Regions from separate parts of the Homo sapiens genome. Here region 2 is linked to region 1. A link is a contact called in ENCODE Hi-C data. All regions are on one chromosome and are shown on one strand. Each heading gives the region's core, a stretch centred on a gene start or an enhancer-like site at or near the end of the contact. The rest is flanking DNA. Distances are from core to core; before and after follow the strand shown.

The links. Hi-C counts contacts between places; a loop is a spot of excess contacts on that map. Pooled maps may share reads with other maps.
Region 2: a loop to region 1 is called in a pooled map, with 3 times the contacts of the local background. The contact joins the promoter of PPP1R1C here to the enhancer-like site in region 1. A Hi-C loop is called at or near these places in 2 of 37 single-sample maps with no recorded cell type and 4 of 50 pooled maps.

Annotation. Positions count from the first base shown.
Region 1 is chr2:181,740,036-181,744,009 of GRCh38, forward strand. No RefSeq gene overlaps it. Among named protein-coding and RNA genes, the nearest start is that of NEUROD1, 62 kb to the left of the region's middle. Within about 2 kb of position 1,943, at least 2 of the 41 ENCODE cell types and tissues checked have a DNase peak (open chromatin) inside an H3K27ac peak, as active enhancers do.
Region 2 is chr2:181,983,693-181,987,666 of GRCh38, forward strand. It overlaps PPP1R1C (protein phosphatase 1 regulatory inhibitor subunit 1C), which reads left to right and starts at 2,161. Exons shown (of 5, transcript NM_001080545.3): 1 at 2,161-2,499. The coding sequence starts at 2,419.

The DNA of each region.
Region 1 (3,974 bases), core at 693-3,192:
TATAATTACTTTCAGCTACTGAAGTCATGTAGGTCCATTTGAGGTATTTGCATAAGTGTATTTTAAGGCAATCTATTTTCTAACATTAAGTAAGTGCTTGACACTTTAATTATAACTCATCAAGAAAGACCATCTATTTACCTGTCTGTTATCAAAATTTCTAAATTATAGATTGAGGAAAAATGTGAATGCCAGCTGTACTTAAAAGAAATAATAATAATTTACTTATGCAAGAAAATTATAGAGTGCATACACTAAGCTACGATGGATAATGCTTTGGTAAACTAATTGGATATATCAGTTATATCATTATTCTAGAACCTATATTTCTAACCACTCATATTAAAATACAACAAATTCCCACTACCTGGATTCTTTACATATACAAAGAAAGGCACAAGTCATAAAAAAAAGAAAAAAAAAGAAACTACCTATAAAAATGACTACTAATAACTAATAACTTATAGCTTAAATGACAACTTAAACTATAATCTATTGCTTTAGCAGAGATATCACTATTATAATTGTTCATTTATACTTGGAATGACCAAAAAAATGTTTTTTTTTAGATGACAAACAGGCACAGTTCTGAAAAATGAAAAACTTTCTGTACCAGCAAAGCTGAGAAGATGAATCCTGAAACATTTAATCAATTTTAAAAAATTTCCTCATAGATCAAAGCAAAGATTACTGCAAAGTTTTATGAATCAACATTGGGTTCATAGCTTAGGTCTAAGAGAGGGGAAAAAATATATCAGGAAACAAACGAACAATAAGTGCAGCCAGTTGTCAGTCTAGAAATATGGCAGATGGTTAAAATCAGAAGTCATATAGTTAACTCAAAGAGCCAAGGTCCAAACCACCAGGCAGAAGTTATGAGAAGAACACCACTGAGTTCCAACCTCCAAACTGGGGATAGAAGCTGAGCAGAGGTGCCTAGTCACAGAACCCAAAAGGTAGTTGTTTTTTGTTTTCTGTGCTTTAAAAATACAACAGAAGACAATGGCTGGCCCTCTCTGGCATGGTCAGTCTACAGCCAAGTATGAGCTGATTGAGTGTTGCACCTGTCCAACAAAATCAGGACGTGTTCTTATTTCCTAGAGGTCATTGTAAGGGACTGTGAGGGTGTAGACAAGTCAGCAGCAATCAGATACACTGAACACTCTTGGACTAACTCACCTTGCCCAGGTGACATTTTTGCATGTTTGTTTATTTCAGGACAGGAGAAAGAGAACCAGAAATTTGAGCTGTTTTGCATGGCAAATGTGGACAATCTTTAGAAAAAAAAATTTCTCGTTATTACTTTTAGTTGGCATTAGGACTGGACTCCAGTTCTCTCCTCAGGAAAGTAGAGTGTTGGGCCTGTTTGGCTCCTTCATTGGAACCAATAGGAGAGAAGCAACAAGTGAAGGGGGAAATGACTTAATTGAATAGTTTGTAACTTTGAAACATGCCATAATCCGTTTCCGTATTCCACAGAGAACGCACTTGATTTTCCTTGATGATTTTCCACTCCTGCCCTGAGCATTTGCAGAGTGTAAATCAGAGACTGAGAGGCACCAGCAGCCCATTCTACTCCTGGGATAATAAAAACACATGCCCTAGAGCTTCAGTTAGTGGGTTCCCAACCCATCAACAAATGGAATTTCTAACATTGCTCCCTAGTGATTGTATTAATGGGATAATTTTCTCTGACAGGATGTATTTTTTCTGAAATTATCTGAAGTTTCCTCTTCCAAACTCTATCTTACTGCCCACTCCCATGATTATCTCCTTGTGCAATGGAAAACAATATCAACCCCCATGTTAGTTTTCTATTTTTAGACCTGGTTTGGTCAGTCTATACAGTAAAATGGTTTATATTTAGCTCCTAAGTTTCTCCTGTTAGTAATTCAGACTCGTCACTCCCTTAGTCATTTTTATTGGCTGGTTGGTTGTCAGTTTCATGATGCTTGACCTAAGAATGAAGACAGTATTTCCAGGGATAGCTCATAAGGGTGGGGTCAGATATTTTTGTCTATAGACTATAATGAATCTATATATACCTTGGAAGCCAGTCTAACTTCTTACCCTTTTTCAACCCATATATTTTTAGCCTCACATGATAAATTCTGAGTTATTTTTATTAATGATATCTTCTCATCTTGGAAAACAGTTCCTATGGTATGTTGTTATCCCTAGAACTTAGCCCATATGCCTGCAACATAGTTAGAACTCAAGATATACTTGATGAATAAATGAATAAATAAATGATTCAAACATTACTGGTAAGAGTTATTTCCAAATTATTTTTTGTCTGGATTTATAAGATTAAATTTTTTTTCTATTTTTCTTTAACATCTTTTAGTGTTTTACTTCAATTGAGGTGTGTTATCAGTTCAACTATTAGAGTACAATCTCATACTCTACAAGCACATATGTCCATGTTTTGCATAAAATTTGTGGGGTCACATGACTTCAATGATCTTTGCCATAGGATTTCTGGCCTGGTAAGTGACTTTAGAAATCATCTGGTCTGATTCCAACATTTTGTAGACTTTAAACCTGACAACTAGGAAAGATTCTACGGGATATAGTTAAATGTTTTCTATTATAATCTTCTCTTTTGTTCACACTTTATTCTTTGTATTTGAAGACCATACCATGTCGTCCGGAATGGTCAACTCTTTCATACCACTCAAACATACATTTTTTTCTTACATTTGAAAATCTAGCTACTGTTTTAAAGGACTTATCTCCATCTGTGTTTCAAATTCAGCAATTTGCAAGCTCTCTGGTGATCCACTGATGATCCCTGAAGTTTCCTAGATCAAAACGGTTAATTCTAGATAGTTAAAAGTTGACCTTTTAGAGTTCTGAGATTCATTGAGGTCCATAATCAGCATCCATCTGAGGTTCTTGCTGTGGTCTCTTTTCTGCATGTAATTATTTTCCTTCGTATGTTTGCCCTTTTGATTATACGTGGAATTTTGAGGTTGGTCGCTTGGTGGCACTGTAGTTAATAGCTTGATTTTCTTGTGTATTTTTCCACTGCCTTCATAGCTTTTGTTTTTAAATTGCAATTATGTGAAATATGTGCGACTTTTAAATTCTGCTGCAGGTGAAATGATTTAATGACTCTTGACTTCTGGATTAATTTTAAGCATTATAAACATTGTGAAAACAGACTCTTGCTAATAATGATCATTATCGTAATGGCTTGAGGCATAATCATTTACTAACATTAGCCAAGTGATTAAAATCCATCATGAGTTTAATTTGAAAAAATTTTGTTCCTTTGCAATAAATGGCTAATGATATTAGCCTCATCTTTGTGAGGCCAAAACTTATCATATGACTTTGTACTTTCACTACTTGATAGAAATCTTCTCTTTTTAACACAGGCCATATTATCCCTATTGTTTACCAAGCCTGTGGTGTTCTCTATATTGGTACTGAACTGGGCCATGTGGTGCACAATGTACATGCAATTGTCACTTTTCTTTTATGGCCCTGCTATTTGATAATTTGTCATTTTACAAAGCAAGTGACCTTAACAGATGTTAAAATTAATTACCATGGCCAGTCAAACCTGTAGGGAAAGGGAAACATTCTCATTTTATGACTCATTTTTGTCAAAACTGGTTATGATATTTATAATAATCAGATTTTTTGATATATTTGTATAACTTTGTAACGATGCCTTTAAAAAGTGTCCAATCTTAAAGTTAGTAATAATTTTCCAAAAATATTATCTTTCAACTGATTTTTTTTCTTTCTACCTCTTCTCTCTACAACCCTCTGCCCTGCTCACAGACCAGCATTCTGGAGAGACTGAGTTTTGAAACAACCGAAGGAAAGTGATTAGAGAGCAAGTGTGTAGTTGCCATTTTTTTCCCCCCACAAAGAACCTGAGTCTGGACTTTAAATTTACTTACTGCCTCATTATTTCCTTTGATGAATCGTGCAAAAATCTTGACCTTCAAGGGTACTCT
Region 2 (3,974 bases), core at 911-3,410, 240 kb after region 1:
ATTTGCTATGTGAATAAATAAAGTTGCAAAATACTAAACATTCAAAAGACATGTAGGTAGTTATTATGATAAATAGAGTTATGCTTCATTCTTTAAGAATACAGAGAGGTGAGTTTAAACCCAATGTGGAGAACAGTAAATCTACAAAGGCTTCCTAGAAGCAATGATACTTAACTGAATCTTAATGGACACACAGGAGTTGGCCTCATAAAAAACAAGAAGCTTAAAGGGTCTAGATAGCCCATTTACAATATTGTCTCTGATCAACCTATTCAAAATAGGGCAATTAGTTAATGAGAACCATTTTATTGGTATTTATACCAAACACATATATGAAATTTCACTTTATCACCTATTATTCTAAGTGGAATCAAATTATTCCAAGTAGATAGATATTCTTAGTGATTCTGGTTGAAAATGTGTATGTTGAAGCCTTTTGAAAAATCTGGCTGAAAGAAAAATAATAGCTATCTTTTATTGAGTGATTCCGTGCTGGCCTTGTAATGAGCTCTTTTCAGGAATTGAGTAATCTAAACCTCACAAGAAGAAAGTTCTCCTACTGCCCAAACTGATAAACTTGGTAAGTAGCAGAGCTAGAGCTTGAACTCAAGGTTGCCAAGTGCATGTTCTTAATTATTACATTATGTGAAGTTTTGTATTAACTCCTCACTAAAAATACTGTCTTGTCTTGCTTTCCTTTTATATAATTTGAAGATATATTCAAAGAAATAACTTCATTAATGATATCAATTTAGATTTTATTTCTGGAGACTTTTGTAAACTGTTACATAAAATGTAATTTATAAATTTCCCTTCGACACTACACGGATAAACTCATCACAAGATTTCTTGCTAGTCAGCACTGTTCTCCACTAAAAGTGCTTTCACATCCACATCTTTGCTTTTTCCCCTAGTGAATATAGAAAACTACTTCAATAATGCATATTCCTTTCTATATTCCTTCAACAGAATGTTGCCTATTTAAATCATTAAGATGGATTCCTAGTACAGAATCAAAATTTAAAAAATAAAAACTTCAATTGTAAATACCTGGAATCATAGTCGATGTCTAAATATATTAAGTACATCCAAAAACATATTTACAAATCTAGTATTCATCACATAATGCCTCTCAAGAAAGCAGAGATCTCAAGCAGTTTCATTTTCACACTTCCTTCATAAAAGTATTCGAATGCATGAAGGCCATCTGGCTATGTTACTACCTCCCCTTTAACATTAACTAATGTGGCAATCAGGCTAGTGTCCCACTGTTCCCTGACCACTAGCCAATATCAACCCTCTGAACATTACCCACTTCATGCTTTTTTCAAGTCCTTATCTTTACATACATTTCTACTGTTGACAACAAGCCATAATGTTGACTACCATTAGGTTTCTACTAATGTTTTCCAGTCATATTCTTCCAAGTCAGAGAATGTAACTGGCTCCACCAGGAAATAAAATAGAGGTCATTGAAGCAGCAGTGACTTCCAAGCTGTTTGCTAAATTTAGCAGCACAATACTTTCCACTCTAATGAAAACTGTGAACTGCAATTTTAGAATGTTGGAACAGGATGGGACTTTAAAGGTCATTGAGTCCAATCCCCTCATTTTTCTGATGGAAGTGTGGAGGCCTAGACGTAGCCAGTAATTTTCTGGAGGCCACAGAGCTTGTTAATTATGAAGATGGAACTCGAACTAAGATCTGCTCAGCCCTGCAGTAATGCTGCCCTCACTACACCACAGATGCTCTGCCTCCTAGGATGAGTTTAAACTAACCAGATCTTATAGCATAAACATAGCTGATATTATTGGTTGTGGCTTACCCTCCATGGCCATTCAACTGTTTCGTGGCTGAATGTGAAATAGCAAAGGTATCTGACTTATAAGTTGCTGAGAGAAATGATTCCATACCTAAACCCTGCCCCCAACTCTAAAAACTTCCTGCTTGATGTTCATCAATAATGAATGGCCCATCCCTGCAATACTCAGAGGGAGCTTACATTGCACTTTTGAGCAGCCGGTTAGTAATGTACAGTGGATAGAGCCTTTCTTTCAAATCCCAGGGCAGTGGGTCCTTCAAGGCTAGCATTGCATTTTCAATTAGCTGCTGAGTGAATGCTTGGCATGTGTATTAGTGAAGAGGCACACAATTAGCGTATTGTTCCTTTCTGTATTGTGCTGAGAGGATCCAAGGGATTGGTGGGGGAACAGGCAAGCCAGGCATCACCGTGGATGTTGAAGAAGGGGGTTACTCAAACCTCGGCATCTTCACTTGCTCGATCTGGAATTACAGCTATTTATTACGAAGCACTCTGTGTGGCTTAGTGGAGTGTGTCTGAGGAAACACATCCCGGACACCACTTAGGGTTAGTCTTTCTGAGCTCTTCACATCTCTGACTAATTATCATCATTACCATGGAGCCCAACAGTCCCAAAAAGATACAGTTTGCCGTGCCTGTATTCCAGAGTCAGATTGCACCTGAAGCAGCAGAGCAGGTATGTGAAATTGCATGGAGAACCATTCCTGTACATAAGGTAATATGAACATGCATTCTGGTTATTAATTGAAAGGTTCTTTACCTTTTGATTTTGCTAACTCTGACTTTCAAGATAATGTAAACAAGAAATAAGTTGGTTTTTACACATACTTGTATTTAAATTGCATTGGGAGAACTATTGTCTAAAATGTAACACTTCATTTGATACAAAATTAGCACCTCTGAGGGGAAAATGGCTCTGTAAGCAATTCAGATATGGATTCATAAATCTGTTCATTTTTGCTCATTAAAATAACAGTTTCAACATTTAGAGCAACTTTTAAAAATTATCAAAATGAGCAACATTTTATTTCATTTTTTATAAAATAAAATGATTGATTTAGCAATAAAATCATTAAATCCTGCAATAGTTTGAGACTATAGGCCTAATACTTTATTTTCATATGTTTTATTATTGTGGACACAAAACAATGATTATAAGTTTATATAATATATTACAGCTAGGATTTGTAGCTTTTTGTACAGTTTTAAAATCGTTTTGTTCAGACATTACAAACAGTGTTTTAACATTTCCTAGATTCTTTGTCCATGTCTAATATTGGTTTACATCTGTATCACCTTTCATATTCAGATTTACTTAGATTCTTGATGCAATGGCATCTCTTAGAACTGCAACTGTGAGGAGGCAAAAGCAAAGAAATTTATGAGGACATCAACCTAATCCATTCATTTCTTAAAACTTAAATTATTCTTGAATCCTTTTCCAAGTATTTGATATAAAGTCTTAAAAATAATTATTTAATCCGTGACTCATAGTGTTTCAGGATGTTTTGAAATCTGAGGTAGATGCACCTAGACTCAGGCCAGATAAATGTATCCTTGAACATGTGTCTATCCATGCTGAATGGGATGTTGCTTCTATCTTGGACAGGATGTCATTGATAAATTTTATTATCTATCCTACTGACACTTACTTTGGGTATTTACCCATAAATGAATATAATAAACAAATAAAGGATATTATATTCAAGGGATTCTGACAATACTATGCTCCTGTAACTCTTAAAATGAAAAAAAAAAACTTTAGAGTTTGTAATAAGTTGCATATTCTCATAAGATCCATATTTATTCTTCATTTGTTTATTTGTTCTAAATATTATACTAGAAAATAAAAAAGTTAACAAAATTAATTGAAATTCAAAGCTTATGCTGTTGATTTAACTCTGGTACCTGCTAGAAATAGGTTTCCAAGCTCTTCCTTATCCTGTTTAAAAATAAGGGTAATGAATCTTGAAAGCACCACCAATGTTATGAGGCTCCAAGCAAGCCACTAACATTATCAGGTCAACCCTGTACCTTCATTGTAAATTAATTTTCTGTTGTATCATTCAGTTGTATATAATTATTTCTTTTCCGTGGAAATGTAGCTTTTTGGTCAAAGAGGGTGATACTTCTATCAGACAGTTCAATTCT